2 separate regions of the Mus musculus genome follow, and region 2 is linked to region 1. A link is a contact called in ENCODE Hi-C or POLR2A ChIA-PET data. All regions are on one chromosome and are shown on one strand. Each heading gives the region's core, a stretch centred on a gene start or an enhancer-like site at or near the end of the contact. The rest is flanking DNA. Distances are from core to core; before and after follow the strand shown.

Region 1 (6,169 bases), core at 310-2,809:
CTTTAAACTTAATTCTATTAGATCATGCAACTGAGCAGCCACGCTCCCCACTGTTATGTCCTTTATACAGAGGAGGCTAAATACAAAGCTCTTCCAAGTCTCTCTAGTTTCCCGGACAAAAGTTATCCTCATAGCTCTCGTGATGGGTACATCTTCCGGGCCCCTCCACTGTGGACAAGTAGCTTTTACACAAAGCCACTCTATCATTCCAAGTTCCCTAAGCCTTTCAATCCCATCCTCAATAGAATACCACTCCAGGGTGTCAGGCGACTGCAGCTCTCTTGTAGTAGGCCATCTCTGGACCCATGCTTCAGCCAACCAATCAAACAAACTCTTCACACCATTATCTTCAACAGTGCGGGCTATGACATTAAACTCACTATCAAGGCTCAAAGGACCTAAACTGAGAAATTCAATCTGATCCAGTATTGTGAGCCTCCCACCATTATCCCACACCCTTAAAATCCATTTCCTAGCATGTTCCTTTGCCTTTTGGCGATTTGAGTGAGCAAGTGAATTGAGTTCATGATTAGTATGGCGGTGTTTCTGACTTGTAAGGTCAGACAGAGACTTGGGTCTGGTGACAGGTTCAGAAGTAACTAAGGATGTTGAAGACTGGATCTGAGGGGCATCTGCTTTGTCCTGCTGGGTGCGTTCTTTAGACAAGGCATAACCACTTTCCTCAGACAAGGATGGAGAGGCCAAGACAGTGGGCAACTCAGCTTCCTCAGACCCTTCAGAATCTATGTCCTCCCACACATCTCCATCCCAGGTTACCGGATCCCATTCTTTACCAATCAGTGCCCTCACCTTATCTGCAGACACTTTCCGGGCAGGCTGACACATGACCTGGGATTGCACATCAGCTAACCTCACAATGAGGGCTTCAGTCTGTTTTTCCCCAACTTCAATCCTGTGGCGGTAGGAAAGAAGAGTCTCCCCCAGGACACACTTAGAAGCCTTTAGATCATTTATGTGCATTCGGAGCTGGGAAATTTCATCTCTGAATTGGTCCCTTTCCTTTGTTACTTTATCCAGAAATGCCAGAAGCAGCTCGCCAACTGCGTCATAGTCCCTAATCTTGCAGAAATGTTCAAAAGTATGGTACACAGAGTCATTAAGTTCCTTACCGCTCGAAAAGGATGAATCGGGGAGATCGGCCACATTTATCTTCTGCAGCAGCTCACGCCATGGGTTAACAGTGTCATTATCCGGAGAGTCATTATCCGGAGAGTCCTCGGCAAGTTCAGGTTTGAAGAGCCAGCTCGAGAAACCAGCAAGCGCACGTGGGAAATTCATCTTCAGACTTTTGTTTCCCTAGAACTCGGCTACTGCGTCCTACAAGCCTCGGATCCAAATTCCAGTTCGTCCCTGGCAAAAGCACTCTGGGGAGTTGCTAGTGTGGGGTCCGCGTGAAAAGGTCAAAGTTGCCGGAGTCTCTAGCCCCACCTATCCACTGCCATTAGAGACTTTACATCCGGAAATTGCGTAACCGAGTACTACTGACCAACCAGAGCCTGTCCTCAATTTGAATTGGTAGAATTAGCATTAACAGTTAACCAATCAGCAATGAGGTCCCATTAGCCCCTCCTTTCCATATTGAAACTGCCGCTTCCGGATGCGAAGAAACAAATATAAGGCGTCCTGGCACTGTCAATTGGCCGAGCAGGACAGCGGCGGAGGCCCCGCCCCAGCCTTAGCCAATTAGGACAACCACTGGAGGTTCCGCCCCTGCTGGAGGCGGATTCCCCGGCTGCTGGGAATCTGGGCTTTCGGGCGGAGAGCGTTGGCGTCCTTTTATCCATGGCAGCCGCTGATCTCGGGACCACAGAGGCGTGCCTTCGTCCCGCTAGACCGGTAGAGAAGGGGCAAGCGCCTAGGCCCCGGTGTGCACCCTGCCTGAGTGCGCGTGAGTGAGATGCTGGGGTCTTCTCTGCTCGCCCCCTGCAGCCTGCTCCGAAACCCAAGTCTCCAGGGGCCTGTAGGGTGGCAGGGCTGGGAAGGATAGGGGGGTCTGATTCGGCTGGAGGAGTCTGGGCTGGGGTTGTAAGAGAAGTGGGAAGTGCTTCTTTATATTGCAGACATCTCTTCCAGAAGCAAAAGAAAGTGTCTGGAGAGACGGCTCAGTGCTCTTAACCACTGAGTTCAATTCCCAGCAACCACATGGTGGCTCACAACCATCAGTAATGGAATCCTACGCCTTCTTCTGGTGTGTCCGAACAAATAAATAAATCTTTGAGAAAGAGAGAGAGAGAGAGAGAGAGAGAGAGAGAGAGCCCCTGAGTATAATTTTTGAGGACCAAAGCTGGCCGGAGAAGGGGTGGGGGTGGGGTTTGTGTCCCAGTCAGGGCCATGCTTTCCTCCGTGCAGACCCTTCATAGGGAGTCATGTGTCAACAAAGGTTTATTTGCCCCAGAGCACAGCCAACAGAACAGAGAAACGATTCCACCCAAGTGTGGCTGGGTGAACCAAGGAGTGTACGTATTGGGGTCATGACCCAAAGGCAGCTACATCACTGACAGTCCCACCGAGCACGGGTTCTGATCCACCCCCGCGCAGCTTTCAGGCAGCTCCATCTGAGAATGCTCTCCCCTGGACATAGTTTAAATCAACCTTGTGGAGGGAGCTCTAGGAATTTGCAGCCTTCTGAAGAGATTCTCTCCTCCCACCATCAGGGAGAAGTTTGAAAGTCAGGGGAAGTAGCCACTGCACAACAAGCAGGAACCTACATTTTGGTTCAAACCCTGCTTTTGACATTTAGTAGCTGTGTGACCTTGGGATATACATGCAAATTAAAGAAAGGAAGAAAGAAAGAAAGAAAAGCAAAGAAATGAATTGACCAGGAGAAGACTTGTGGCAGAGAAAAAGGCTTAATGCTTCCAGTTCTGGGTTCAGTGCCAGCTCCAGATAGTATGAGACCCCGACTTAGAGCGTTTCTCCCTGGAAGGTAAAGCCCCTAGACGTTCCCCAAGCTTGTTTTCCCTGATCTCTAAAAATGCAGCCAGAAAAAAGCTCTTTGTTCTCTATAGCCAGCAAAAAGCCTTTTTGTTTCTATACTTTACAACCAGAGATGCCTACCTTCCTGTGCCAATGACACGGAGATAAAAATTCAGAAAGAACTCACTCCCCACTCCTGCCTTGTAAATTTCACCAAGGACACCCGGAAGAGAACTCCTCCCAACTCTTCCTAACTCCTCCCAACTCTCCTCCCAACTCCTCCCAACTCTTCCTAACTCCTCCTAACTCTTCCTAACTCCTCCCAACTCTCCTCCCAACTCCTCCCAACTCTTCCTAACTCCTCCCAACTCTCCTCCCAACTCTTCCTAACTCCTATCAACTCTCCTCCCAACTCCTCCCAATTCCTCAGCTAGCTGTTAAAAGCCCCCTAACTGTCACCACTCAGGGTCGAACTCCCCTGCCCTGCACAATAGCACAAGTCATTAAGCTTTAAATTAGCATGCTGCACTAGTCTTTTCTATATGATAAAGGAGTCAGATTAATATTAAAAATAAGTTCTTATATGTGTGGGTATAGGGCAAGCACATGCCCTGACCCATGAATGTATGGAGGTAAGAAGACAATTCATGAGAGTCAGTTCTCTCTACTCTGTAGGCCCTGGGAATTGAACTCAGATCGTCAAGCTTGGCAGCAAGCACCTTTATCTATTGAGACGTCTCACAGGCCCCAGGAATTAGATTACATAGGGAAGGCCCAGTGGGAGTTGTCGTCTCTTGGCAGGCAAGGAAGCAGAGAGGATAATAAGTAAACAGGGTGAGGCTGCAGGGTGATGATCTTAATCTAGGCCTGTGTGGCAGGGTTCCTCCCTCATTTTTCTTGTCATTGCTGTTTTGACTTCAGGTGGAACCTAGGGTCAGCACCTCTGCAGCCCAGAGACAGTGACATTACTGTGAGAAGCCCGCATGCCCAATATGGCAGAGACTAAAGACCCCGTTCGGCTTCGGCTGCTTAGCCTGGAGCTCCTGAAGCAGCTTTGGGCTGGGCACGAAGCCATGTGTCGGTCGGTGGTGAGAGCAGCATCAGGGGTAGGTGGCTAAACTTGGTAATGCCCAGGTGTCGAGGAAAGACAGTTTATGCTGTGATGCACCCATTTCATTGACGGTGCAAAACTGAGGCCTTGGGAGGAAGGGACTGGGTTGGGATACCCCAAAGCCACAGCAGGGTAAATTACAAGGTCCACAGCAAGCCAGAGTGCCTGGGCATTGGCTGGGCTGCTGCCTGGGTAACCTGACCTGTTTCTTACAGTCAAACTTGGATTGTAGCAGCAACAACTTAGAGATGCCACTGTCCCAAGAGACTTCTTCCGCTTCCTCAGTGGCCCCCAGCTCACAGGACAAAAGACACATGTTGGACCCACTGGACAGTCGTCGAGATGACACGTTTGATGTGGCCTGGTATGTCAAGTTCAACTCCAGGATGGACTCTTTCCTACCTGCCACAGGCCAACACCAGGAGCCCCAGGAAGAACTACGGCCCCCCTCAGTACCCTTGCTAGCCACTCAGGGTCTGAAGGGGCCAGTGTCTTTGGGAGGACCAAAAGGTCTGGGACCTGACAAGACACAGGTCCCAAGGTCCATCCTGTCACGACTAAGCAAGCCATCTAAGGTAACTTAAGTAGTTCCTGGAAATCATGGGGAGCCTCAGTTTCCCTGTCTGACAGATTGTCCCTAGAAAGTGTCCCTTTGGGGGGTGGGGGTGGGGTTGGGGCTTCTAGAAGGTCCAGTGTGATGTTATCATTGCTATCAGTTCTTAGTCAGCACTTTGTGAAGAAGGAGGCAAGTCTTATTGTACAGGTAGAGAGACAGGCCTGGAGCCCAGGTCTGTTCAAAGCCACACCTAAAGTGGGTCCAAACTGACCTTCTCGTTTCTGAGTTCCCCAGCTGAGGCTGGCACCGAGCTGGAGTCTTAAGTCATGACAAGGCATGGTGTCGCTCTGTAATGGGACCTCTGGGCCAAACCTTCTGATCTAACCTTTGTCTACTTCCTCAGCCCAGAGTGACCTCCCAGGAGTCTGCAGTGCCTGAGAGCAGCTGGCACTCTAGGCCATACCTAGGCTATGATTGGATTGCAGGTGAGGGGAGGGGTTACAGGCGATGGGTGGGCATTCAAGTGAGGGAGGGGTGGGGTTGGACTAATCTCAGCCTGGACCCAAGGAAGGTGAATGGATGAGCTAGTGAACTGTGACTGCTGGCCTATAGTAGAGCATTTACAGCAGCCAGGTCCCCGAGCCACACTAACAGAAGCATCTCATCTCTTCTGCTCCTCTGGTTCCTCGGGGGCTCCTGTCGTCTTTCTAGCCTCTTCTGCTTCGTCTCTGAAAACTGAGTGTTAGGATGCATGCGGCAGAAATGATGCCATTTTAGCTTTTAATTTTAACCATTCGTATATGTGTGAGTTTGCCTGTATATATGTCTGTCCATCATGCACATACCTAGTGTCTGTGGAGGCCACAAGGGTGTGGGGGAGGCTGGAATTGGAGTTACAGGGGTGGGGGGAGGTGTGGTGGGGGGAGGGGTTGTGAGCCATAGGGTATGGGTGCTGGGAGGTGAGTCCCTGCAAAAGCAGCCAGTGTTCTTTTCTTGTTAGTTTGTATTCACTGGGTCTCTCTGAATATTCCTGGCTGGCCTGGATCTCCATCCATACACCAGGCAGCCCTAGAACTCAGAGATCCGCCTCCTGCCCCGCCTCCTGAGAGCTGGGATCAAAGGCATGTGCTATCACTCCAGCCCTACCTTAGTCTCTTCTTAGTAACTTTTTTTTTTTTTTTTTTTTTTTTTGGTTTTTTGAGACAGGGTTTCTCTGTATAGCCCTGGCTGTCCTGGAACTCACTTTGTAGACCAGGCTGGCCTCCAACTCAGAAATCCACCTGCCTCTGCCTCCCAAGTGCTGGGATTAAAGGCGTGCACCACCACACCCGGCTTCTTAGTAACTTTTGTTGAGTGTCCTGAAACTCCCTATGCAGAATAGCCTTCCTTGACAGCACAGGGATCCCCAAGACTCTGCCTCCCAACTGCTAAGATTATAAGTGTTTCACCCCACTTAAAAATTTTTTGCTCACCAAAACATAGAATAAAATGGAATTTTGGCAGGATCAGTCCAACACCCATAACCAAGGTCCTGGTTTCCACCCCATCCTCAGTGCAGCCCCTCT
Region 2 (6,392 bases), core at 537-3,036, 170 kb before region 1:
CACTGCACAGCAGTGGGCCAGCACAGTAGTGGCTATCTGTGTGGTGACGTGGAGCAACAGAGAAACCAGGTCAGGTTTGTTTCTTTCCAGAAACTTCCACCTCTTAAGTCAGTGTACCATTTTGGGTCTCAGCTTCAAGAATCGGAAGAAATCCATTGCTCTTTCCCCTCCTGGACTCCAGACTTAGTGCCAGTGTTACTCCCAATCTATCTGTCCCACTTCTGTTCTGACCTAAAACTGCCAGGTTCTCATGGAGAGTGAGAAAGGCCTTCAAAGGCCTTCCTCCTCCACCCAAGGGAAATGCCTCGTTTTCACTGCTGGAACAAAACCGGAGGAGCTGACTCAGGCACAGCAAACCGCTCCAAGGTTTAAGCATTTTTGTTTTTTTTTCTGGTTTTTCGAGACAGGGTTTTTCTGTAGAGCCCTGGATGTCTTGGAACTCACTTTGTAGACCAGGCTGGCCTCAAACTCAGAAATCCGCCTGCCTCTGCCTCCTGAGTGTTGGGATTAAAGGCGTGCGCCATCACACCCGGCTCGGTTTAAGCATTTCTAACAGTTCCCACCCCCTATCCATTATTAGTTGAGCTCCCAAATCACACAAGGATGAGCCTGTGAACCGACAAATTTGTTTACCCTTCTACTGTCCAGTCCCCTGCCTGTGACTGGACCAGAAAGACCAGTCTCAGGCGTGGCATCGCCAGTGCCTGGCAGAGTAGTAAAACAGGCAGTACTCACTGGGCTCAAAACTGCCAAGACCTCCACACCAATCTCAAAATGCCTCGCTGCCACCTACTGATCATTTAAATAAGACTGACAAACACTGAGCCCACCACTCCCGGAAGAGTTGTGATAGATGCATGTGAACTGCAGGATGCTATGGACACCTGGGCGTTGAAACTAATGGTCGGTCCACTCTTCCTTTCCAGATGCTGTCAGGGAGATGGGTTTAAGAGACTATGGCAACCAGGCATGACAACGCACATATTTAATCTCAGCTCGCAGGAGGCAATGGATCTCGGAGTTCGAGGCCTGATCTACAGAGAGTTTCAGAACAGCTAGGGCTACACAGAGAATCTGTCGCGAAAACCAAACCAAACCAAACAAAATCCCAGAGAGCGAGCGAGAGAGCTAGACAGACAGACACTATGGCAGGCAGCCACCATGGCCTGAGGGATGGTAATCGGGTCACCTGGTCAATGGGTCACAGGCCGTGGCGGGGATGCGGGTCCCAGAAGGCTGCAGGGTCTGGATCACTGCCCCAGATCCAGGATTCCTTTAACTTTGAGATACCTTCCTGCAGGTAGTGGGGCTGGGGTGACAGCCTCCATGAGTATTCATAGGCCCTAAGGAGCCTTCACGTGCAAAGGGCCGGCCAGCACCTAACCGCCTGCCCACAGGTCTAGCTTGCGGTGGTGTGTTCCCGACTCTGCGAATCTATCCGCAGCGTCCCAAGCCTTTTGCGTTACCTCTTGCGTCAGATCGGTGGCGGCGAGGGTGCCACCTCCCTAGGGCTGGCGAAGAAGGCGGGGCGGAGCTGTCGGTTGCTAAGGGAAACAGGACGAGCGGCAGGCGGAAGCCACATCTACGAGACGAGACGACGGCCGGAAGTCCCGCCCCAACATGGCCGCGCCCAGAGGTCTCAGGGGAAGCCAGCCAAGTACTGCGTCATGTGACGCGAGCCCTCGCCCCACCCGTCTGCAGCCACTCCCTGTCTCCGGACCCAGAGCTCGAGAGGGCCACGTGACCCTCCCGGGGCCAGTCACGTGAGGCGCGGATCCTGGGTGGGAGGGGGGTTGGCCTAGGTGGTCCGGAGCGGCAGCAAAGGAGGAAGATGGCGGGGTGCAGGGGGTCCGTGTGCTGCTGCTGCCGGTGGTGTTGCTGCTGCGGTGAACGGGAGAGCCGCACCCCCGAGGAGCTGGTGAGCGGCTGCCTGGCTGGGGAAGGGGTGGCTACGGAGGGATGACAGGATGACAAGAGGCGTTGCCGGGGGTGGGGCCGCGCCGGACCGCGCCTGCAGGTGGCAGCGGGTGGGGCCCGGAGACCGCTGCCTGGGCTCGGGAAGCATCCAGCTTACCTCCGCGTGCCCCAGCCAGAGTTCTGTTCTATAACCTCTCTCTGGACTCCGAGGGAGGGCCTCGGCCAGCTTGAATTAATGCCGTCCATATTCTCTTTGAGTTTTGAACGAAGCAAGCATTGTAGAATGAGCCCTTGCGCGGGACGTGACGCCCATGCCGTTGGTGTAGTTTCTCTGGCCTGTTCTTATTCTCTACCCTTCACTCTTTCTGGGTCACTGGTGATCCAGCTTCCCCGTGCAAAGCAAGCTGGGAAAACTTGAGTTGTGTTCTCAGAATTGATTCATTCCCCCCGATTCCGTAGTCAGTCTATTGTCAAATGAAACACGAATTTTCTCCTCCAACGAAGCTGCCATCAGACATCTTTCAGGTGTCCTGAAGGTGAGCATTACGATTTAAAGAATTCGCCGATCAATAGAAATGTAGAGCTCATGGTTTTGAAACATTGTTCCTCTTTGAAGATGGCTCTAGCTAATTTCGATTTTAATAATACTACCCTCCTTGTACCCTTAACCCATTAAAAGATCTCCATTCTGTGAATCTGTTTTTCTAGACCATCCTTGGGGAGACACAGGAAGAAGAGGATGAGATTCTTCCAAGGAAAGACTATGAGGTGAGGTGTTCCAGATGCTGTCCTGGGTAACTGGTGTAGTGAGAGGACTGAGTGCTTCAGGCCTCCAACCAGAGATGCTCTTTGACCCTCTGCCTCAGGGAATGGGGGAGATGACTGCCTAGCAAGTCCTTAACCTGGTCCCACAGTCTGGTGGTGATGCATTCCAGTTCTGCCTGGATATAGAGCGTGTTTGCCATTAAACCTTCCAGGGACCCAGGGTCGAAGCTCTTCCCTGTGAGTGCTCAAAACAGTCTCTCTCGTGAGCTGTGAGGAGACCTTGCCTCTCTCTCTTCTGCCCTATTCTGGATTATAGTTTCCAGTTTCAGATATGAAACTTTGAAGAGTGTGGGGCCACATGTTGTGGTTCCTTTTAGTTTGCCACTGGACTTGGGAGGCTGAGATGGGAAGAGCTCTTCTGGAGACTCACAAAGGCTGCTCCATCAATCCTATCCCAACCTCTTATTTTTTGAAAAAGATTTATTTATTTAATTAATGTATATGAGTATACTGTAGCTGTCTTCGGACACGGATTCCTATTACAGATGGTCATAAGCCACCATGTGGTTGCTGGGAGTTGAACTCAGGACCTCTGCAAGAGCAGTCAGTGCTCTTAACTGCTGAGCCATCTCTCCAGCCTCCCTATCCAACATTTTTGTTTCCCTATCCAACCTTTTGAGTAACTCTGTCACACCCATTTGTAGCTCGCTTGCCTTAGGCTGATAGAATGTTCATGTGAATTTTTTTTTTTTTTTAGATTTATTTATTTATTATATGTAAGTACACTGTAGCTGTCTTCAGACACTCCAGAAGAGGGCATCAGATTTCGTTACAGATGGTTGTGAGCCACCATGTGGTTGCTGGGATTTGAACTAGGGACCTTCAGAAGAGCAGTCGGCGCTCTTAACCACTGAGCCATCTCGACAGCCCCTCATGTGAATTTTTTTATGGATTAGTGATTTTACACTCAAATCTTTAATGTTTCCCATTTAGCCATCTCCACATACAAGTTTGTGGGAAGCTGTTTGTTTTATGCTGTTTTGTTTATTTATTTATTTTTTCTTTTTGAGACAGGGTTTCTCTGTGTATCCCTGGCTGTTCTGGAATTCACTCTGTAGACCAGGCTGGCCTCAAACTCAGAAATCCACCTGCCTCTGCCTCCCAAGAGCTAGGATTAAAAGTGTGTGCCACCACGCCCCAACTGTTTTATGTTCATAAGAGCAAATTCATTCAGACACTAATCAGGGAAGTCTGCTCAGCGTACATCTAAGGGCCAGCCCTCTGAGCAGCTTTTTGTATTTATTTGGGATGGGGGGGAGGGGGATGACATTTTTCTTTTTTAATTTTAAAACTTATTGTTAGGGGCTGGAAAGATGGCTCAGTTGTTAAAAGCACTGATTGCTTTTCCCGGGGTCCTGGGTTCAATTCCATCTGTATTCGATTTTAGGATATTCAGTGTCCCTTTCTGGCCTTTGTGGGAAATAGTTATGCATGTGGTACACATATATACATGCAGGCAAAACACTTGTGCATATAAAAATAAAATCTGTTGGGTTTTTTTGTTTGTTTGTTTGTTTTTGTTTTTCAAGACAGGGTTTCTCTGTATAGCCTTGGCTATCCTGGAACTCACTCTTTAGACCAGGCTGGCCTTGAACTCAGAAATCTGCCTGCCTCTGCCTCCCGAGTGCTTGGGATTAAAGGCCTGTGCCACCACGCCCGGCTAAAATCTGTTGTTATTGTTAAGGGGTCACATGTGGAGGTCTGTGGAGTTAGTTTTCTGATCTTTACTTGGGTTCTGGGAATGGAACTCAGGTTGTGGGTCTATGGTTTTGCTCACTGAGCCATCGAGTCAGCTTTTTCTTTTTCTTATTTATTTATTTATTTATTTATTTATTTATTTATTTATTTATCTATCTATCTATCTATTATATGTAAGTACACTGTAGCTGTCTTCAGACAGCACCAGAAGAGGGCATCAGATCTCATTACGGGTGGCTGTGAGCCACCATGTGGTTGCTGGGATTTGAACTTCGGACCTTCGGAAGAGCAGTCGGGTGCTCTTACCCACTGAGCCATCTCACCAGCCCCTTCTTTTTCTTTTTTTTTAAGACATGGTCACTCTGTGTACCCCTAGATGGCCTCCAGTACAGCCGTATATCCGTATTAGGGGCACACCCAGTGTAGGTGGCCCTTAATCCTCTGCCTCTGTAGATTTGCTTCTTCTGGATAGCTGAAACTTGTTTGTGGAGCCCTGGTGTGGGACAAAGGCCATTCCCATCTCTCCCTGTGGGTGGGTGGGGGAATAAACTTGCCATGGCTGGATTAAGACAGAGAGGCGGGTACATACCTGAGAGCCAGGCACAGCAGGAGAGAGAGATAGGATAGCATTCTTCTCAGGCAGATAGGTATAGGCAACTTCAGAAGAGAGAGCTTGGTTTTCATTTTTTAAAATTTTGACATTTAAAATAGAGTTATCTCTATTTGATTTTACATGGATGTTAGGGTAGACAGGTGACTGGGTTTAAAGAACAGATAGTTGCTGGGACAGTTTGGGCTGGCTGCTAGATCTCTGTCCTGCCTTGTGATTCTGTCTCCATTATCTGCCCCTGTTGACAGGAAGTCTGGAGAGGGATTCCCAGCATTTGACTGTCCTGTGGCAAATCCTGACCTTAGGTAGACAGAGGCTTCAGAGAAAGAACTTCCTCTCCCTCTCACCTTACCCTGTACCCCATTTTTGACTCCAGCTGCAGGAGGCTTCTTTGCCCACACCCCAAGAAGATCTCCAGCAGACACTGGTTATTTGGAGGCAGCAACAGATCCCCAGGTTGGGGGCTGCATTTGCCTGCCGAAAGTGGTAGGAAGCTGGCTGTGGTTGCACACACCTTTAATCAAAGCACTTGGGAGACAGAGACAGGCAGATCTCTGAGTTTGAGGCCAGCTTGGTCTATGTAGTGAGTTTCAGAACAGCCAAAGCTACGTAGTAAGACCCTGCCTTGAAGAACCAAAACAATAAAAATAAAAAAGAAAGAAAGAAAGAAAGACTGGGTTGTCGTGCCACCCCAGTCTGATTAGATTGGTAGAGCCATTCATAGCACTCAGGAAAACATGATTTTGGGTACCCAGTTTATTAATGCATTTACTAAAGGGTATAGCTGTACAGGCAGATAGAGGTGTGCAGGTAAGGTTTGTGGGAGCTTTCCTGATCTCCTGGGGGGGCCATCCTTCCAGTATCCTCCTGCTCTTGGGACCTAGTCCTCTCAGCTCCTTAGAGGCTTTGTTATGTAGGTGTGACTGATGGCATCCTTTGCCATTGGTGAGCAGCTTAGTCTTCTGCCTCTCTTCTTTATTTTATTTTATTTTATTTTAATTTGGTTTTTTGAGACAAGGTTTTTTTCTGTGTAGCCCTGGCTGTCCTGAAACTCACTCTGTAGACCAGGCTGGCCTCAAACTCAAAAATTCGCCTACCTCTGCCTCCCGAGTGCTGGGATTAAAGGCATGCGCCACCACGCCCGGCTTCTGTCTCTCTTCTCAGAGGTCAGAGGTTACAAGTAAATTTCTCTCCCCTCCTTTCCTTTTTCTGTTTGAGACACAGTGTCCCAGGGTCTAGGACTATATCTCAGTGGCAGGGCACTTTTCTAGCATGTGTAGGGTCCTGGGTTTGATCCCAGAACAACAAAGGAAGGAGGAAGGATAGGGAGAAAAATAGAAGA

Evidence for each region. Hi-C counts contacts between places; a loop is a spot of excess contacts on that map. ChIA-PET counts read pairs that join two places held with the same protein, here RNA polymerase II (POLR2A).
Region 2: a map of T-helper 1 cell shows a loop between it and region 1 (6-fold over the local background). The contact joins the promoter of Clcn6 here to the promoter of Miip in region 1. A Hi-C loop is called at or near these places in 1 of 37 maps with a recorded cell type or tissue (T-helper 1 cell). POLR2A ChIA-PET finds 5 or more read pairs at or near these places in 1 of 5 experiments (embryonic stem cell).

Annotation. Positions count from the first base shown.
Region 1 is chr4:147,864,109-147,870,277 of GRCm38, reverse strand. Miip (migration and invasion inhibitory protein) reads left to right here and starts at 1,559. Exons shown (of 10, transcript NM_001025365.2): 1 at 1,559-1,909; 2 at 3,859-4,043; 3 at 4,264-4,623; 4 at 5,008-5,089. The coding sequence starts at 3,921. Fv1 (Friend virus susceptibility 1) reads right to left here and starts at 1,299. Exons shown (of 1, transcript NM_010244.3): 1 at 1-1,299. The coding sequence starts at 1,299.
Region 2 is chr4:148,034,207-148,040,598 of GRCm38, reverse strand. Clcn6 (chloride channel, voltage-sensitive 6) reads left to right here and starts at 1,786. Exons shown (of 23, transcript NM_011929.3): 1 at 1,786-1,918; 2 at 2,626-2,685. The coding sequence starts at 1,832. It overlaps Mthfr (methylenetetrahydrofolate reductase), which reads right to left and starts at 1,522. Exons shown (of 12, transcript NM_010840.3): 1 at 1,467-1,522. RefSeq lists promoters at 1-1,181, 1,434-1,623, 1,434-2,072.